Linked DNA regions of Homo sapiens: all the other regions are linked to region 2. Evidence: chromatin loops called from intact Hi-C (ENCODE). Cell type or tissue: heart left ventricle. All regions are shown on one strand. Each heading gives the region's core, and the rest is flanking DNA. Links, peaks and the distances in the headings are about the cores only.

Evidence for each region. A loop is a pair of places that touch in the nucleus more often than their neighbours do. Peaks named below come from ENCODE experiments on the same cell type or tissue, not always from the same donor. Only the 100,000 strongest peaks of a DNase experiment are listed, where the experiment ranks them.
Region 1: it touches region 2 in a loop (4-fold over the local background); 13 of 110 quality-filtered maps call a loop at or near these places.
Region 3: a loop joins it to region 2, with 11 times the contacts of the local background. A loop is called at or near these places in 101 of 110 quality-filtered maps.

What each region holds. Positions count from the first base shown.
Region 1 is chr17:81,140,575-81,146,774 of GRCh38, reverse strand. The region is part of intron 1 of AATK (apoptosis associated tyrosine kinase); the gene reads left to right. Among named protein-coding and RNA genes, the nearest start is that of MIR1250, 10 kb to the right of the region's middle. RefSeq lists an enhancer at 3,168-3,668 and a silencer at 3,935-3,984. In heart left ventricle, for the core only: a CTCF peak has its summit at 3,884 (motif pointing left); a DNase peak (open chromatin) is centred at 3,864.
Region 2 is chr17:81,480,205-81,487,808 of GRCh38, reverse strand. It overlaps LINC01971 (long intergenic non-protein coding RNA 1971), which reads left to right and starts at 6,343. Exons shown (of 2, transcript NR_184097.1): 1 at 6,343-6,627; 2 at 6,884-7,284. RefSeq lists a silencer at 3,062-3,471, a cis regulatory region at 2,829-3,626 and an enhancer at 3,530-4,180. In heart left ventricle, for the core only: CTCF peaks have their summits at 3,121 and 3,327 (motif pointing right); DNase peaks (open chromatin) are centred at 3,388, 4,001, 4,274 and 6,258; H3K4me3 peaks cover 1,837 bases; H3K27ac peaks cover 679 bases.
Region 3 is chr17:81,252,269-81,258,468 of GRCh38, reverse strand. It overlaps SLC38A10 (solute carrier family 38 member 10), which reads left to right. Exons shown (of 16, transcript NM_001037984.3): 12 at 5,229-5,396; 13 at 5,786-6,200. Among named protein-coding and RNA genes, the nearest start is that of NDUFAF8, 16 kb to the right of the region's middle. RefSeq lists enhancers at 3,071-3,762, 6,121-6,200. In heart left ventricle, for the core only: CTCF peaks have their summits at 3,424 (motif pointing left) and 4,976 (motif pointing left); a DNase peak (open chromatin) is centred at 3,328.

The DNA of each region.
Region 1 (6,200 bases), core at 1,201-6,200, 340 kb after region 2:
AGGCTGAACATTTTCTCACGGATTGGGCAGTTTGGTTTTTTGTTGTTATTTGTTTTGAGACAGCGTCTTGCTCTGTCATCCAGGCTGGAGTGCAGTGGTGCGATCTGGGCGGCTCACTACAACCTCTACCTCTTGGGTTCAAGCCATTCTCCTGCCTCAGCCTCCCGAGTAGCTGGGACTACAGGCACCTGCCACCATGCCCGGCTAATTTTTGTATTTTTAGTAGAGACAAGGTTTCGCCATGTTGGCCAGGCTGGTCTCAAACTCCTGACCTCAAGTGATCCACCCACCTCGGCCTCCCAAAGTGCTGGGATTATAGGTGTGAGCCACCGTGCCCTGCCGGGTTGGGCAATTTGTATTTCCTCATTTGTGAGCTGACTTCACGTAGTTTGCTTGTTTGTGGTTTTTGTTTTTGGGACAGGGTCTCTCTCTGTCACCCAGGCTGCGGTCCAGTGGCTCAATCTTGGCTCACTGCAACCTCCGCCTCCTGGGCTCAAGTGATCCTCCCACCTCGGCCTCCTGAGTAGCTGGGACCACAGGTGTGCATCACCACGCCCAGCTAATTTTTTCTTTTTTTTTTTTTTTTAATATGGAGTCTCGCTCTCTTGCCTAGGCTGGAGTACAATGGTGTGATCTTGGCTCACTGCAACCTCCACCTCCTGAGTTCAAGTCATTCTCCTGCCTCAGCCTCCCAAGTAGCTGGGATTACAGGTGTCCGCCACCACGCCCGGCCAATTTTTGTATTTTTTTGTAGAGAAGAGATTTGGCCATGTTGCCCAGGCTGGTCTCGAACTCCTCACCTCGAGTGATCCGCCTGCCTCGGCCTCCCAAAGTGCTGGGATTGTGGGTGTGAGCCACCGCGCTCAGTCTTGTTTATGTTTGGGGTCTTAACGTATTTGTTATTTTTTACTGATTGTGTGCTCTGTGTAGTCATGACATCAGCTCTTCGACATATTTTCTGTAAATTGCTTTTTTCGGTTCGCTGTGTGCCTTTAATTTGAGGGCTTTTATCGAACACCCTTTTTTTTTTTTTTTTTTTTTGAGATGGAGTTTTGCTCTCGTTGCCAAGGCTGGAGTGCAATGGCACGATTTCCGCTCACTGCAACCTCCGCCTCCCAGGTTCAAGCAATTCTCCTGTCTCAGCCTCCCGAGTAGCTAGGATTACAGAAGCATGCCACCACGCCTGGCTAATTTGTGTATTTTTAGTAGAGACGGGGTTTCATCATATTGGTCAGGCTGGCCTCAAAGTCCTGACCTCAGGTGATCTGCCCACCTCAGCCTCCCAAAGTGCTGGGATTACAGGCGTGAGCCACTGTGCCCAGCCGGAACAGACATTTTTACGGAGCCAAAGCCTTCAATATTTTCTTTTGCGATCCCTTCCATTGCTTTTAGCTTACAAATCCTTCTCCATTCAGAAATCTAATATTTACCTATTTTCTTTTAAGATGCTGTAATCTATCTTAGAATCATTTAATCTGAAGTTATGCAGTCAGGCTATTTTTTTCTTTTTTCTTTTTCTTTTTCTTTTTTTTTTTTTTTTGATGGAGTCTCACTCTATCGATAGCCCAGGCAGGAGTACAGTGGCACAATCTTGACTCACTGCATTTTCCACCTTGGGAGTTCAAGCGATTTTCCCGCCTCAGCCTCCTGAGTAGCTGGGATTACAGGCACCTGCCACCACACCTGGCTAATTTGTGTGTTTTTAGTAGAGGCGGAGTTTCACCATGTTGGCCAGGATGGTCTCGAACTCCTGACCTCAAGTGATCCACTCACCTCGGCCTCCCAAAGTGTTGGGATTACAGGCGTGAGCCACCGCGCCCGGCCTGAAGTCAGGCTTTTCATGGAGTGTGGAATCCTCTGCGTGGCCAGGCCCAGATTTTGGTGGGTTTGTGCCCCAGCACTGTGAGGTTCTAATTATTGTAGCTTTTGACGCTGGAAGGGCAGATTTCCTGTCTGTGCTTTCTTTTTCCACGCTGTTAGCTTCTTTCACCCGGGAGCTTCATCTAAGGCAGTGTCTTTAATGGGCACCAGCACGCTGGACTTCGTAGCTTGTGATTCACAGGAGCGAGCTGGGCTCTCAGACTCTGCCACACTCTCCGGTGTGGATTTGATGAAGACAGAAGCTTTAGTAACAGTGAAGGCGAACTCCTCCCACGCTGGAAATGTGAATGGCCGGGGGTGCGGCACTGAGAGTGGGTGGGCGGCTCTCAAGGGAGCCCTGTGGGCTCCTGCGGGCCCCCTGCCCGGCCCCCTTGCCCCTCCATTGTCCCAGCTGCAGCGGCCCCGCCTGGGGGTGCCTCCAGGGGCCACTGTGTCCTCTCGGCCACCCACAGGCCTGCTCTTCCCTGATGATGTGGCCACCCTCTCCCCAGGGTCCTGGCTACCTTGCCCCAGGTGTGAACACCCGACCAGCACAGAGCGATGGGGAGGGCAGTGTGGGGCTGGGACAAGGGGCCTTGACCTTTACCCCCAGGCTCCTATCTGCAGCTTTGCTGATCCTGATCCATTTGTTTGTGTGATTTGGGGACATTTTGGGGGCATTTTTGGGAGGTGTGGGCCAGGCTGGGTCTGTGCAAGAGACGCTGGCTGTTGGTGCCACAAAAGGTGAAAGAGGCTGCCTCGGGGAGGGGAGTGAGCCCCAAGTTCCTGGAGGGGTGCACTTAGCCACTTAGCAGGAAGCTTCCTGAAGGGCCGAGCGGGGACAGGGGTGGGGGCAGAGAGCCACACCTTATGTGCTGGCCACCCTGGCCACCCGTCCCTGCAGGAAGGCAGCTTGGGTGGAGGAAGCATGCAGGGGCAACCCTGGGCACCGTGCTCACCCTGGGTGCACCTGCTGTTGTGGGGGGAATGGCTGGGAGCCTTGGAACCTCAGACTGAGCTAGCATGTGGGGGTCACGCCCGCACCCACGGGGCATGCATGCCAGGCACACCCGACGGGTGAGCAGAGCCTGGAGCCCCGGGCAGGCAGGGCCCAAGGTTCCAGAAGAGGCAGTGTGGGTGGAGAGAGTGGAGGCCTCGCCTTACCCCGTGGGGATCACACCCCATGGCCACCCACCGTGGGGCCCCTGGACTCCACACAGTCCTGGCCTCATCAGGGGTGGGGATTGCTAACTGTGGGGCGACGTGCTGAGGAGAGAGGCTGTGAAGCCAGAGGGGTCGAGGAGGCTGGAGGACCAGGTGTGGCCACGGGAGGCGGGGCTGCATGGCTGGGGGAATTGGGGCTGCGTGGACACGGGGGGTGGGGGCTGCATGGCTGGGGGAAGTGAGGCTGCGTGGACACGGGAGGCAGGGGCTGCGTGGACACAAGGGGTGGGGGCTGCATGGCCCCAGGCAGAGCTGGATGGGGTTGAGGGGAAGTGCATTTGGACCCAACACAGAAAACTTACTAGCTCTTGGCTTTGACCAGGGCCACCCTGTGCTGCAGTGAGCACCCGGTCCTAGGGACAGCCCTGTAGAAGCTGGGCCAGGTCAGGTGACGTGTCCTGGGACTCCAGGGTCCCGCACAGGCTGCCTGGGACCTGGGGCTGCTGCAGGCGGCTTCCGCCTGGGACGTGTGCACGTTGCGGGGGTGGGGGCTCATCGAGCCAGGTGTGGCCAAGGGCTTGGGCTGTGGGGCCACTCTCAGGCTCAGCCAGGCCACTCTCGGAACTCTCCCGTGGCCTTCGAGGGAAGGCCGTGTGCCGGCAACGCTGCGGACGGCAGCACCCCAAGCTGGGATCCCCCAGCTCTGTGCTGAGTAGGCGCCATCCTGGACCACGCCTGTGTTTTGAGCTCAGGCCACGCTGTGCCTGGAGCTGGCCTCCCTGTTCCTCTGTGTGTGGCCCAGAGTCCCAGGAGCCTCCTGTCCTTTCCACTGCGTGTGTAAAATGGCTGAGAGTGCCACCTGGTGGGCGTGAGGGTCACGCCGATGATGCGTCCACACCTCCGTGGATAGGGTGGTTACAAGTCAAGTGGACTTTGGGGGACGGGGACAGGGAGGCTGGCTGGCTGGGGCGGGGGTGGGGCTGGGTCCTTACTGCTCAGGGAGGCTCACAGGTGAGAAGCCACTCCCAGGAGGGTGGGACTGACTCAAAGCCGGCAGCCTGTTGTGGGGGTGTCTCCACCCCAAGCACCTCCTTCTCTTCCCTGCTCTTGGTCCCCTGCCAGCTCCCTGTGGCTGGCTCTGCCTCTTCCCACCCCAACCTCTCAGCAGAGCCAATGCTCCAGAGCTGGACAATGGCCAAATAGACATTAACTTTGAAACTGGAGGCCAAGGCGGGAGGATTGATTGAACCCAGGAGTTTGAGACCAGCCTGGACAACATAGTGAGACCTGTCTCTACAAAAAAATGTAAAAATTAGCGGGTGTGGTGGTGCAAGGCTGTGGTCTCAGCTACTTGGGAGGCTAAGGTGGGAGGATTATTTGAGCCCAGGAGTTTGAGGCTGCCATGAGCCGTGATTGCACCACTGCGCTCCAGCCTGGGTGACAGAGCAAGATTCTGTCTCAAAAAAAAAAAGAAAAGAAAAAAGAAAAAAAAGAGCGGGCCTGGTAGCTCATGCCTGTAATCCCAGCATTTTGGGAGGCCAAGGTGGGTGGATCACCTGAAGTCAGGAGTTTGAGACCAGCCTGGCTAACATAGTGAAACCCCATTTCTACTAAAAATACAAAAATTAGCCGAGGGTGATGGTGGCAGGTGCCTGTAATCCCAGCTACTTGGGGGGCTGAGGTGGGAGAATCACTTGAACTGGGGAGGTGGAGGTTGCAGTGAGCTGAGATCATGCCACTGCACTCTAGCCTGGGTGACAGAGTGAGACTCTATCAAGGAAGGAAGGAAGGAAGGAAAGGAAGGAAGGAAGGAAGGAAGGAAGGAAGGAAGGAGAGGGAGAAAGAGAGAGAAAAAAGAAAGAAAGAAAAAAAGTAAGTAACTGCTGGCACTAGAGGCCTCTAGGGTTAGCCTGGGCAGAGTCCTTGAAGCTGACCTGGACCTGCCCCCAGCGCGTCCAGCCACGTGTGCACAGCAGATGTACCCTCACCACCCCACCTTGGGACCAGCTGGTGCCAGGCCTGAGCCACTGCATCTGAGCATGTCTTTGAGGACTGATGGCGGCCCTCTGGGGACCTGCCCAGCCACCAAGCTTTCCATGGCACCCCCACCCTTGCTGGGCCTGTCTTGTGTCCCAGGAGGCACAGGGGTTGGGGGCAGACACCACAGAGGCTTTGCTGGGGAGCCCCTTGGAAGGGCTGTTGCATGAGTTTCCTGTGGCCACTGATTACAGATTTCATGGAGTCTATTATCGTAGGTTCTGGAAGTCAGAAATTGAAAGTCACTTACTTTCTTTTCTTTTGGGGGGGACAGAGTCTCTGTCGCCCAGACTGGAGTGCAGTGGCTCAATCTCAGCTCACCGCAACCTCCGTCTCCTGGGTTCCAGCAATTCTCCTGCCTCAGCCTCCCAGGTAGCTGGGATTACAGGCACACGCCACCATGCCCGGCTAGTTTTTTGTATTTTTAGTAGAGACGGGATTTCACCACGTTGGCCAGGCTGGTCTTGAACTCCTAACCTCAGGTGGTCCATCCATCTTGGCCTCCCAAGTGGTGGGATTACAGGTGTGAGCCACCGCGCCCGGCCGAAAGTCACTTTCATGGGCTATAGTCAATGTGGTGGAGGCTGGGCTCTGGGGAGAGTCCACCCCTGGCCTTTCCAGCCCCTTGCATCCACGGCTCCTAGCCCCCACGGCCCCACGGCTCACGGTCCCCATGGTCCCCACGGTCCCCACGGCTCATGGGCCCCACGGCTTACGGCCCCACAGTTCACAGTCCCCACGGCCCCACGGCTCACGGTCCCCACGGCTCACGGCCCCATGGTCCCACGGTCCCACGGCCCCACGGCCCCACGGCTCACAGCTCACGGTCCCCACGGCCCCACGGCTCACGGCCCCACAGCCCCACGGCTCACGGCCCCACGGTCTCCCGGCCCCACGGCTCACAGCCCCACGGTCTCACGGCCCCACGGTCTCACCGCCCCACAGCCCCACGGCTCACGGCCCCACGGTCTCCCGGCCCCACGGCTCACAGCCCCACGGTCTCACCGCCCCACAGCTCAACGGCCCCACGGCCCCATGGTCCCCACGGCCCCACGGTCCCCCGGCCCCACGGTCTCTGATTCTGCAGTCACTTCTCTCATCTCCAGTTCCTGCCTCCCTCATCCAAAGACCCTCGGGAT
Region 2 (7,604 bases), core at 1,306-6,305:
AGCCCGTGCGCAGAAGCGCCGGCTGAGACGTGGAGCCGCGCCCCGCCTGGCCGGGGCCTGCCCTTCGCAGGGCCTCCCGGTGGACCCCCGGCCAGCCACGCTCTCCCTGCTCCCATCCTGCGGGTCAGAAAAACAATGCTTGGCTGGAGGGGGCCCGCGCCTGTGGTCCCAGCCACTTGGGAGGCCGAGGCGGGAGGATCGCTTGAGCTTGGGAGGTGGAGGCTACAGTGAGCCGTGATTGCACCGCTGCGCTCTAGCCTGGGCCACAGAGCGGAGACCCTGTCTCTAAACAAAACAACAGTGCTTAGAAAGCAGACAAGCCTGTTGCCAAATACCATCAACAAAAATGAGCAGTGGTCATCTCTAGGTGGTGGGGTTGGAGGTAAATAAAAAATATTTTGACTGGGCACAGTGGCTCACGGCTGTAATCCCAGCACCCCAGGCAGGAGTTCGAGACCATCCTGGCCAACACGGTGAAACCTCGTCTCTACTGAAATTACAAAAAAAAAAAAGAAAAAAAAAATTAGCCGGGTGGGCGTGCTGGTGCACGCCTGTAATCTCAGCTACTCGGGAGGCTGAAGCAGGAGAATCACTTGAGCCTGGGCAAGACAGAGGTTGCAGTGAGCCGAGATGGTGCCACTGCACTCCAGCCTGGGCGACAGAGTGACCCTGTCTCAAAAAAAGAAAAAAAAATTTTTTTTTAATCTGTAATTTGTTAATTATTTCAGTTAGCGTTAGTATATTGTTTGTACGAAAATACTGCTTTTGGGCCGGGGGCTGTGGCTCACGCCTGTAATCCCAGCACTTTAGGAGTCTGAAGTGAGCGGATCACGAGGTCAGGGGATTGAGACCATGCTGGCTAACACGGTGAAACCCCACCTCTACTAAAAATACAAAAAATTAGCCAGGCGTGGTTGCGGGTGCCTGTGATCCCAGTTACTTGGGAGGCTGAGGCAGGAGAATCGCTTTCACCTGGGAGGCGGAGATTGCAGTGAGCCGAGATCGTGCCACTGCACTCCAGCCTGGGTGACAGTGTGAGACTCCGTCTCAAAAAAAAAAATTGCTTTTTATAAAAATGAAAGCTGTATAACAAGAACAATAATAAAAACAGTAAGCGTTGGTGAGGATGTGGAGAAACTGGAGCTCTCATACAATGCATGCGCCGTGAAAAACACATTAGCGGTTCTCAAAGAGCGAAGGGTAGAATTACCCAGCAGTTCCGCGCAGCCACACACCCAGAGAACTAGGGGCAGGAACACGAACAGTGTGCTCAACACGAGTTATTCCAAATGTTGACCACAACGATACTCACCACAGAGAAAAGGTGGAAACAACCCACGTTTCCATCCATAAATGAATAGAGAAACAAATGTGGTCCCTCCATACAATGGACTATGATTTAACGTTAAAAAGGAAGGAAATTCTGACGCACACCACGCACAGATGGCCTGAAAACATTATGCTAAGTGACATGAGCCAGTCACAAAGGACAACGTCTGTCTGATTCCACTTATAAAACATCTAGAATAGGCAAGTACAGAAACAGAAAGTAGGTAAGAGGTTGCCAGGGGTTGGGGGGAGAGGGCAAGGCCAGGGGCTGGGGAGAGAGGGAAAAGGAAGTTGGTGCTTAATGGATAGTCTCTGGAATGACAAAAAAGTTCTGCAGACGGATAGTGTTGAGAGTCTCACAACATGGTAAATGTACTCAATGCCTTTGAAGTGTACACTTAAAAATGGTTAAAATGGCAAAATGTATCACAGTTTAAAAAATTATGGGCCAGGCATGGTGGCTCATGCCCACATAATCCCAGCACTTTGGGAGGCCGAAGCGGGCCGATCACTTGAGGTCAGGAGTTCGAAACCAGCCTGGCCAACATGGTGAAACCCTGTCTCTACTAAAAATATAAGAAAATTAGCCAGGTGTGATAGTGGGTGCCTGTAATCCCAGCTACTTGGGAGGCTGAGGCAGGAGAATCCCTTGAACTCGAGAGGTGGAGGTTGCAGTGAGCCAAGATCACACCACTGCACTCTAGCCTGGGCAACAGAGCAAGACTCAGCCTCAAAAAAGAAAAAAAAAATGTAACTTGCCCAAACTAGGCCGGGCGTGGTGGCTCACGCCTGTAATCCCAGCACTTTGGGAGGCCGAGGCGGGTGGATCATGAGGTCAGGAGATCGAGATCATCCTGGCCAACACGGTGAAACCCCATCTCTACTAAAAATACGAAAATTAGCTGGGCGTGGTGGCGGGCACCTGTAGTCCCATCTATTCGGGAGGCTGAGACAGGAGAATGGCGTGAACTCGGGAGGCGGAGCTTGCCGTGAGCAGAGTTTGCGCCACTGCACTCCAGCCTGAGTGACAGAGTGAGACTCTGTCTCAAAAAAAAAAAAAAAAAAATTTAGCCAGGTGTGGTGGCATGTGTCTGTAGTCCCAGCCACTTGGGAGGCTGAGGTGGGAGCGTGGCTTGAGCCAGGGAGGTTGAGTCTGCCATGAGCCATGGTGGTGCAAATGCACTCCAGCCTGGGCCACAGAGCAAGACCCTGCCTTGAAAAAAAAATTTTTTTAAAATTTATAGCTGTAATTTCGGAAGCAGTGTGTGCACTGATGCCTGCTCCAAGCATGCTCTTGGTCTGGATGCGGCAGGATTTCAGTTCCAGGAAGCAGCTATTCTCTGCGCTAGAAGGCCGCTTCTCCCCAACAGAAAGGGCAGCAATGCTTCACCAGGTGTGTGCCTAACAGTTCTCAATCCCACTGGGAGAGCTGCGAGGGAAGTATGGCTCATTCGGAATGGACACACACAGGCGGCTCCAGTACAGAGAGGGGCTCTAGGCCCTGAAATGCTGTGCTCCTCGCAGGACACACAACTCCACGTGACGGGGATAACACGCGACACAGCTCCTGCATCGATGCTCCCCAGTTCCTGCCTGGCTGCTCCCCCAGCTCCTGCCTAGGTTCTCCCCTATCTCCTGGCCTTATGCTCCCCAGTTCCTGCCTTTGTGCTCCCCCAGCACCCCCAACCCAGAGTGCTCCTTCCCTCTGGCCAGGCCCCCTTCCCAGCCCCGCCCCTTCGGGGCTCAGGCGGGAACCGAGCTGGCTTTTTCCTCCCAACCAGAGCAGCTCCCTCTGGTTCCCAGGTTGCCTGCCCTTCCAGCTGGGAACACCGGCCTTGCAGGGAGGGGCGGGGGTGCTCACCACGAGGCGGCCACACAGGGCGCGAAGGGGTCCCAAGGCCCACCCAGGAGGAGCGCCTGTCTTTCCGTGGCGGGCTGCGCGCGCTGCCCACGCGGCCACGCTTGGAGCCTGGCAGGAGGCCGCCATCCCGGCCACGGCCGCTGGAGGGCGCCCCCGCACCGCTCCTGCCTGCCGGTTCCCGCGGGAGGGCGCCTGTGGCGGGCGCCGGAGGTTGATCTGCTGGTTCACGCCAGGATTGCGAACCGGCGGCCGGAGCGGGAGGCCGCAGAGCCGAGTTCAGGTCGCAGTCCTGACCCACCTGGCGGCGACTTCCTGTCCCGCGGCTGTGCTGCAGCTCTCCAGGTTGGGGTGAAAATGCAGAAACGGTCCCGTGGGCTAAGTCACGGACGTTCGTTTCTCACAGCGCCGCGTGCCTGCCTGCAGGCAACCGAGCCACGCACGCCGAGGCCGCCCCACCGCCCGGGGCCTGAACGCGCCGGCCCAGACCGGCAGCCCCCTCGGATCCTAAGACCTCTGCACCGCAGCGCAGGTGTGGGGGTCCTCAGCCGGCGCCATCCAAGCAAGAGCCGAGAGCGCGAGCGCCACGCCTTCCCCCACCCTCTGCCCTGCGCCCCTGGCTGGCGGTCCCTCCTGCAGCGGCTGGCCTGGAATTCGGGCTGCGGAAGGGGCTGCACCCACGCGGGGCTCACGCCATGGATGTGGGCGCTGGGAGGGTCTCCGGCTGTTTCCTGGTGCTGCCCAAGAAGCAGGTCCCTCGGCCAAACCAGCCCCTGTTCTGGTGCCCGCCGGTGCCCTCAGCCTGCGGGCCTAGAGGCCAGAGTGCTGGCGGATGGGCAGGTCCTGACCACGCCGTCCTCCCTGGGAGCTTACTGGTGAGACGCTCGTCTGCCTCAGGGGGCCCAATAATGGTCACTTGACATAAAGGGACAGAGGTGGTCTGTCCAGGGTGACGGTGACCACTGTCCTGGCATGTGACGGAGCCCAGGCCCTGGGCAAGCGCCATGCTGAGAGGGGCTGGCCGCCCGCTGCCGGTGGCCTGACTCAAGAAACCTCGCTCCCCTGAGCGGCAGCTGGAGGAGAGGCAGCGGCAGTGGACCTCTGGGGACGGATTGGAGGGGTGGCCCTGCGGCCCTTGCTTGGGCAGGAGGGACGCTGCAGCAGCTGCTGGAGCTCCCAGGCAGGGGCTGTCCCTCGGTCAGCTGGGTCACAGAGCAGCCGGCGCCTGCGTCATTCTCAGCCTGCCCGAGGGGGAGGCTTCCGCTCCAGGTGGGTGACCCGGGGCCCTTGCTATTACCCCCACAATGTTTCCTCTTTCCTCTCTGCCTCCTCCAGCCTCCCTAGGCAGCCTCCTCTCTTTCTCTGCTGGAGCCTCCCAGCTTCCGGAGGCCTCCTTGTGAGAGCAATAAAATGTCTTTGAAAGGAGGCTGGGATGTCCAAAGGGTCATCACAGGGCTGGGGGCTGAGAAGCCCAGAGGTGGCTGGGTAGGAGACACAGGCCTTGGCGTGCTTTCAGGGGACACACAACAGGGACAGTCCCCACTGACTTTCCTCCCACTCCCCCTCCACTAACTCACCTCCCTCTTGTCAACACGGGGGGTCTCCTGCCCTGGAACATTCAGGGAAAGAGGTGCGTCTGAACCCCGCCTGGGGAGACAGACGCCCTCAGGCTGTCCTCTTGGCTCCGCTCCCCTCTTTCCTCCTGTTCACCGCTCCCAGCCACCCCGATGGGGCCTGTTTAATTGATTCAATTTGTTCAACAGTAAAAACACTCCACAGATGTCAGCCTCCCAGCACCCCACCCCTGGGGAGCCGCAGACACCTGCCAAGCCTCTGGGGCTGGGAGTCCTTCCATGGGCCACTAACACCAGGATCTGGGGGAGGCCTCTGGGCCTGGGAGCTCGCGTGGGTGCCCCCGCTCACCAGACCAGAGCAGCCACTTCAGCCCAGGGACTGCTCCGTGAATGGCACCAGTGGCGTTCTGAACAGTGATCTGATGCAAATATGTCCTTCTGAAGGATTTAATGTTTTTAGACTCCCAGGTCTGGGAGGATGACCTTGGAGATGAGGTCAAGCTACCATCCCAGGCTCAGGCCACTCACTGTCAGGGTCCCACCTTCTTCATCAACCTGGGCTCGGGGGGTTTTCCAGGTAATCAGTGCTGGGAGGGGGACTGAGGGCTCCCAGGGTCCTGATCCTGTCCCCTGCAGGGGAGAGGCCCCTCGCCTACAGATTGGGAGCCCTGCATCCACAGCTTCAGCGCGGTGGCCCGTCCTACTCCCAGGGATGTGTGTGGCCACAGCCACGCTGGGAGATGCTCTCAGGTGTTGTCTAAGGGAAGACGTGGGCCTGGAGGTCAGGAGACCCAGGCTGAACCCCTGACGCCCCTGCCCGGACCACAGCCCTCTCTCCCTGTGAAGGTCCCTGGTCCCTGGGGCCACCACTTTCCACCCCAGAGGGAGGCCCCTGCGATTGATTGGTTGGCTGAGTGACTGAAGCGGGGGACGGTTTAGGGGAGCATTTGCACAGCTGGCCAGGCTGTGACTGTGGGGGCCTCTGCCCACCCCCATCCAGCCCCACCTTGGACGAAGACGCCCCAGCCGTGATTAGGAGAAGGCTCACCCTGAAAACGGTCTCAGGTTAGAGTTACCAGGACATCTGCCTCTCCAGCTTGGGGGTCTCTCACGTGCCCCTCTCAGGCAAGATCGGGCCTATCATTGGCTTAGGTTTTAGGAAGGTCCCAAGCTCATTTGCCAAGGGCTGAGCTTCCCCATAACTCCCAGGACACAGGGAGAAGACAAGGGGAGGGAAACTGAGGGACGGAGATGAAAGCGCTCGTCCCAGCGAAGGACCCGCGCTTCAGGCGCTGGGCCCTGGCGGCAGTGAACAAGCTGGGGGTGGGGCGTCGGGCCGCGCCCCCGCCCTCCGGACCCCCAGCGCGGACCCCTGCTCCGGGGCGGGGGCGCTCACAGTCGCGCGAACCCGGAGGTGCGGAGAGAACAAAAGGGGTCCCGCCCCCTCCCCCGGGCCGGCCCGCCGCAGCCAATCGGCGCGGCCGCTATCGCCTCCGCTCTCTGATTGGCTGTGCGGCGGCCAATCGGGTGAGGGGGCCGCCAGCCCGTGCGGCCCCACGTGGGGCGGCGCGAGGGGCTGTTAGAGGACCGCAGCGGGCGGGGCGCGTGGTTCGATCGCGCGCTACGCGCCTCGGGGACGCGGTCCGCGCCACCCCCAGCCGTCCCTGCCGTCCCGAGGCCCCCAGCGAGCGGCGCCGTGGCTTCGGGCGCGCGGGGCTCGGGGCCATCGCCGGGTGCTGTGCGGTTCCCGGCTCGGAGGCGCTGGGCCGGCGTCGCGGCTGCCCCCTGCCCACGCGGGAGGGAAGCGAGCGGCGCTCAGGGACCAGGAGCGAAGGCCTTGCCACCTGGCGAGGCGGGGAGGCCAAGGTGGGCTGTGGAAGGAAGAGGCGGGCCTGCCGCTGGTGGTGGTGGGATCAATTCATTCATTCATTGAGTCCGTCATTGACACCTCCTACTCCAGGGCCCTCGGGACACAGACAGCGGTGGCCTCAGCGGAGGCTTGGGGGCTAGCCTCCCCCTAGTTTCCATTAGTCTCCCCTCCAAACTACTTCAAGTGGAACGTACAAGCATGTTTTTTGATATGGGCAATTGACACAGTCTTACATTTTTATGGCACCCTCAGACAGGGTATTTGAGGAGAATTGAATAAATGGAAAATACGTGAATTAAAGGAGAGCTGTGCAGTACCCAGGGCCAGCAACAAAGGGGAGCTGTTACCCCCTGAGACCTGGAGGGCAGCTGGAGCCACAGGAGAGGCCGTCTCCAGGAGCCCTGACCTTGGAGAGGGACACAGCGACCCGGCAGGGAGGAGCTGCTGCTGTACACTGACCTCACCCCTCCTGACCGCTTGGCTTGTCTACCGGCTACGCATTGGCTGAACTAGGTGGAGGCCAGGGAGCAACGAGGCCCCATGGATCCTGTACCTACAGTCAGCTTCCCGGGGCACAGAGCAGGGGCTGGCATGGGGCAATGGGAAGATGTCCAGCACCTGTTTTGAAGTGTGAATAAAAGCATCGTAGAAAATGTTGCTGTTTTGCTTTGTTTTGTGGATGTGTAGCCCATGCAGAGGCAGCCTAAGATGGGGCACGACCAGGCTGGGCCCCGCCTCTTGCAGATCCACTAGGAGCCACCCCAGAGCCAAGGGGACCTTCCTTGGAGGGTTTCCCATCCTGAAAGTGATGAGTCACAAAACGAGGCAGGACTGAGGACGAGGAATGCCCCGTGTCAGCGCACGTGCACGGTGTTGTTCAGGCCCTCTTCCTGGGGGTCCTCCTGGATGCTCCAATGCTTGCCCATCTTGGCAGCTGTCACAAGCCACTGCTGGGACTGTAATTCCCCAGGGC
Region 3 (6,200 bases), core at 1,201-6,200, 230 kb after region 2:
AGGCTTGTGCGGGCCGTGGGCCTCCGGCTCACCTGGTGCCCTCCGAGGCCACATCTGGTTTCTGTTTCTTCCACGAGGCTGTAACAAAACACATGGCCCCTCTCAGAACCACATGCTGCTTGTTTTTAGCGTGTCTCTGATTTTCCAGCCCCCGGCTCCCCCGTGATAGATGGGCTGCCGGGCTGAGGCTGAGCTGGGGTCGAGGGTCCTGCACCGATGTGCGCTCCCTGTCAGACTGCTGAGCGGAGTTTTATTGGTCTCTTTGATGCTGCAGAGGCCAAAGATGGTACCTGCTGACTGGGTGAGAGTCCTGCGTGGCCCTGGGCTGTGGCCGTGAATCCCATCCTCATGCAGATGTCATGTGTCGTGGTTAGACGCGCACAGCCGGGGCCCCATGCACGGCTTCACAGGCCTTTGTGAGCATGGCTGAGTCCCTGCAAAGGCTCATGAAGACAGTTACCTTGAAAGCTGGGAGTCGGGCCGTTCGTACCTGCTCTCTCTAGCACCCTGAAGGCTAGGGCTGGGTTCGGGTTTTGTGACATCTGTTCCTTTCTTGGAGCTGCAGGTCCCCTGTCCTCCCGGTGCCTGCACGCCCCTCCCTTGCTGCATGGGGCAGCACAGCAGGGCCCGCACCCCTCGGGCACCCTCGTCCCCGCTCCCCCAGCGGGGCAGGCACAGCTGCACTTCCGCTCCGTGGGAAAATGAGGCAGGGGCCTGGCTGAGAAGGGACCCAGAATGCGGTGATGTGGGACAGAAGGAGGGTCTGCTGGGTGTCGACGGGTCGTGTGTGTTGGTGCGGGGGCAGAGATGGCCACAGTTCTGTGTGCTCAGGCCCAAGCGGGGACACACAGCCCCCATGCGTGGAGGCAGGTCACGTGGCTCAACACAGGCCAGAGGCTGCAGGAGGCAGGGCCCTTCGGAATTCGGCCAGGTCCTGCACGGATGGCGGGGTGATCTCAGACAATGGAATCAGCTCCCTGCCATCTCAGGACAGCAACAGAAACATGACACAAAATTATAAGAGGAGGAGAGGCGCGGGGGACACAGCAAAGGAGCTATCAGAAGCCTTCTCCGGGCCGGTACAGCAGCTCACACCTGGAATCTCAGCACTGTGGGAGGCCAGGGCAGGAGGATCACCTGAGGTCAGGAGTTTGAGACCAGCCCAGCCAACATGGTGAAACCCTGTCTCTACTAAAAATACAGAAATTAGCTGGGTATGGTGGCTGGATGCTGAGGTGGGAGGATCGCTTGAGCCTGGAAGGTCAGGGCTGCAGTGAGCCGAGATGGCACCACTGCACTCCGGCCTGGGTGACAGAGTGGGACCCTGTCTCTTAAAAAGAAAACTTTCTCAGTAGGGCATGCAGGAGAGCTCCAGCAGGGTGGCGTTGTCCCCACAGTCAGAGGAGAGAAGGGAGAAGCATGTGGCCCTGTTTCTCACGGACCATTCGGTGCTCTGTGGAAGGAACTGGGAGCCTCTCCCGCCTCCCAGGAGACAGCAGTGGTGCCAGCCACGGCGGAGGCAAAAGCAGTGGTGAGGAGGTTCCGCCTGCCGGAGGCTGTACCAGGGCCTGGCTGTGTTGCCAGCCCAGACACCCGGGTACCAGGAGCCAGATAGCCTGGGATTCCCCCTCACATTCGCAAAGATCAGACCATGAGGTCATTGGTCAGCTGTGTGCTCAAGATTGGGCTGTAAAGCCAAGCCCTTCATGAGTAATACTTTCTCATGGCAGCATCAAGGGAAAGTCAGAAATCAGCTCTTAGAAAAGTTGCCTAAAAGCAGGGACTAGCTTTGAAGTCACGTCAGCGGCCATTGTTCTCACCTCTTGCGAGTGTGGCGCCCTGGGATCCCGAGCCTCCTCCTGAACTTGGGGCGGCACTTGAGTGGATGAGGCACTCCGTCCGTGGGATGCCGGGAGTGTGTTTAAAAGTCACTTCGTCTGGGGGCCGTCTGATGTGACTGTCTCCACCTTTACTGATCACAAAGTGCACAGAGGGAGCCATGGCGGGTCCAAGCCGGCAGCCCGCAGAGCCACCTTGCCGACTCTTGGGGTCCGGACGGCAGCGTCGCTGGCCTCCCCGCCCGTCCGTGCTGGCCTCCGGTCTGGGGTGGACGCCAGCCTTGAATGTGGGGTTGGGGATGCATTAGATGTTGCCCCTTCCCCTCCAGGTCACCACCTCCAAGTCCCCGAGCATGTCTGACTCCAAAGACCGAGCCCTGAGCTGTGGCCTTGGCAGCCTTGGGGCCTCCATGCCCGACTAGACAGCAGGGAGGAAAGTCTGAGGGATCCGCCTCCGCCGTGGCTGAGTTGTGGCCTCTGTCACTTGTTAGGAAGGTGTGTGTTTTTGTGGGTGCCAGGAGCTGGGAACCTGCGTCAGCACCTGGCAGTGAGGAGCCGCTGGGACAGCATAAACACAGCATTCCTGGCACCACGTGCCAATGATGGTCACGGGTCGTGGTTTCTTGTGACTGGAGATGATTTTTTTTTTGAGATGGAGTCTCGCTCTGTCGCCCAGGCTGGAGTGCAGTGGCACGATATTGGCTCACTACAGCCTCCACCTCCCAAGTTCAAGCAATTCTCCCACCTCAGCCTCTGAGTAGCCGAGAATACAGGCGCGGCACCACACCCGGCTAATTTTGTATTTTTGTTGAGACAGGGTTTTGCCAGGATGGTGTTGAACTCCTGACCTCAAGTGATCCTCCTGCCTCGGCCTCTCAAAGTGCTGGGATTACCGGAGTGAGCCATCATGCCTGGCCTGGAGGCGATTTTTGAAGCCAAATGAGGGAGGATGGTTGCCCTGCGGCAGCACCCTCTGCTGGGTGTTCCTGGGGGCGTGCGTGGAGCCATCCCCCTTGGCCGTGGCCGCCTCTACTGTGGCTTAGCCGGGTGTGTTGCTGGCCTTCTAGGAGAAGAAATTCGGATGCCAGAGATCTCCTCCCTCCCGAGGAGCTCAGTCGTGAGCTGGCGGGGGCACTCCCCATACAGGGCCCCTTTCTGTCTTTGCGCAACCTGTGTTCATGTTGAGAGTGGAAGCGGCTGGCAGCACTCGGACGTTTTTCAGTTGCTGATTTTGAAGTTTTGTGTTAGTTTTACTGCAGCCAAGAGGCACTGCCGGCAAACTGTCCCTGACGCAAAGATGGGCTCCGTTGTGGAGAAGGCTGTGTGCATTGCCCGCAGACAGCTGCAGAGCGCCGGGCATGAAGGCTGTGAGTGCAGCCCTTGGCTGGTCAGCTGCTGCAGGCGGCGGGGAGCCAGGACACTCGCACAGCCTTCCTGCAGGTGCCCGTGCAATCCAGCAACACTTGCAGAACGCTGAGAGGCGTGGCGTTCCCGGGAGGTTCTCCAAAGGGACCTCTGGGGCAGCTCCCGGCTCACCGTGCTCACTTCCCGTCCCGCGGCTCCTGCACCCACACAGAGCTCCCCCTGGAGCCCCAGACTGGTCATTCACGGCCTGAGGAACTGAATTTTGCTCCTGCTGAGAAAATGACTGCTCTGAGGCAACTTGTCCTATGACAACGGAGATTTCCTTTGTTTTGCTATATTTTCCCTTCCCCTCCCCAGCCTCCCTTTCTTCACTTAGTAATCCATTGGACAGGCCCTCTTGATTGACAGTTATGGCTTGTTTCCGCATGGGGCCTCTGCCGAAGCCTAATCGTGTGATGGAGACCAGTATGTTTTCACCTGCTCAGGCGGGTGGCCATACGCTTATAGAATTGGTCACTTGGGCCAGGCGCGGTGGCTCACGCATGTAATCCCAGCACTTTGGGAGAATGAGGCGGGTGGATCACTTGAGGTCAGGAGTTTGAGACCAGCCTGGCCAACGTGGTGAAACCCTGTCTCTACTAAAGATACAAAAATCAGCCAGGCATTGTGGCAGGTTCCTGTAATTCCAGCTACAGGAGGCTGAGGCATGAAAATTGCTTGAACCTGGGAGGCAGAGGTTGCAGTGAGCCGAAATTGTGCCACTGCACTCCAGCCTGGGCGACACAGCAGGAGTCCATCTTAAAAAAAAGTTGAATTTGTTACTTTAACTAAACTGTAGAGCCTAGCGTCTGCTTTCTGTTAACTAGTTTATTACCCAGTAGGGTGGTACCTTCCCTCTACAGTTTGTCTAGGACTCTCAACTCCAAACTGACAACAGTGTAACTGTCTGTTTCCCTAGACTAACATATCAGGCTGCTCTTAGAAGGCTGGTAGAAAGCTAAGCTAATTGTCCCCATTTTCTTCTCCTATGGGAGCTGGTGAGGCCCCATCTGCTGCTCTGAACTGGACTCTGTGTGAATTCTTCCTCAGACAGCTTCACCTGAGTCCCCCTCGGCTGCAGCGCCTGTCTCAGTGGACATATGGCCTTGCTGGGACAGGGAGGTGGTGATGGCGGTGGTGGTGGTGGTGACGGAGGTGACGACGATGATGGAGGTGATGGCAGTGACGGTGGAGGTGACGGTGATGTAGGTGATGATTATGGAGGTGGTGGCAATGATGCAGCGATGGTGGTGGGGATGGAGATGGTGGTGGTGATGACGATAATGGAGGTGATGGCAATGATGGTAGGGTTGGCAGTGATGGTGGTGATGGTAGTGGTGATGGTGATGATGATGGTGATGGTGGTAGGGATGGAGATGGTGGTGATGATAGCGGTGATGGTGATGATGGTGACGGTGATGATGATGGTGATGGTGGTAGGGATGGAGATGGTGATGATGGTGACGGTGATGATGATGGTGATGGTGGTAGGGATGGAGATGGTGATGATGGTGATGGTGATGGTGATGATGGTGATGTTGGTGGTAGGGATGGAGATGATGGTGATGATGGTGATGTTGATGGTGGTAGGGATGGAGATGATGGTGATGATAGCGGTGATGGTGGTGGTGGTGGTGGAGGTGACGGTGATGACGGTGATGATGGAGGTGATGGTAATGGAGGGGACTGTGGGAGAGTGGGTCGGTGGGCTCGTGCCGCCATCTGGTGGTAATGACTGAGTATTACATGGAGTCTAGTTCTCCCTGCCCCCAGTTAGGTGTAAATCGCATTTTGACATATTTTTGTTGTGAATACACATGAAAAATGACAGTTTTCTGTGCTACTTAGCTGCTAATGATCGAACAGGAAAAAGAAACTGCTTTGACTCTGCCATTTGGCTGGAAAATATGGTAACAGTCCAGGGAGAGCTGCCCCGCTCCTGGAGCTGCTTGGCAGTGCAGTTCCCTAACTGTGCCCTGCTCCCAGCCCAGGATCCGGTTGTGGCCGTGGCTGAGGATGGCCGGGAGAAGCCGAAGCTGCCGAAGGAGAGAGAGGAGCTGGAGCAGGCCCAGATCAAGGGGCCCGTGGATGTGCCTGGACGGGAAGATGGCAAGGAGGCACCGGAGGAGGCACAGCTCGATCGCCCTGGGCAAGGTGCTGGGCACTGGCTGGGGGTGCGGATGGGGAAGGGCGGCCCCGGGTCCTCCTTTGCAGGCTGGACACCCTGCGGGGTGGCTCTCAGGGCTGTGTGTATCTTTTTCCCTTCAGCCCAGCCTAAGTTCTGGTCCTTTTTGTTTTCTCTGTCTTTCAATTCAGATGAATGTCCTGCCCCTCCCAGAGCAACTTGTTTGCAGCTGCCCCTGTTGAACTTTAGCATCAGCTGTGCTTGGCCAGGCAGCAGGGAGGCCGGCAGGGGAGGTGGTATCTGTTGGCCTGTGTCACACTGTTGGGAGCCAGAACCCAGGGAAGAACCCAGTTCTAATTCCCTGGGAAGGGAAGGAGGGGCCTCAGCCTGACCCCATCTGTCCCCCGTGCCCTTGCAGGGATTGCTGTGCCTGTGGGCGAGGCCCACCGCCACGAGCCTCCTGTTCCTCACGACAAGGTGGTGGTAGATGAAGGCCAAGACCGAGAGGTGCCAGAAGAGAACAAACCTCCATCCAGACACGCGGGCGGAAAGGCTCCAGGGGTCCAGGGCCAGATGGCGCCGCCTCTGCCCGACTCAGAAAGAGAGAAACAAGAGCCGGAGCAGGGAGAGGTTGGGAAGAGGCCTGGACAGGCCCAGGCCTTGGAGGAGGCGGGTGATCTTCCTGAAGATCCCCAGAAAGTTCCAGAAGCAGATGGTCAGCCAGCTGTCCAGCCTGCAAAGGAGGACCTGGGGCCAGGAGACAGGGGCCTGCATCCTCGGCCCCAGGCAGTGCTGTCTGAGCAGCAGAACGGCCTGGCGGTGGGTGGAGGGGA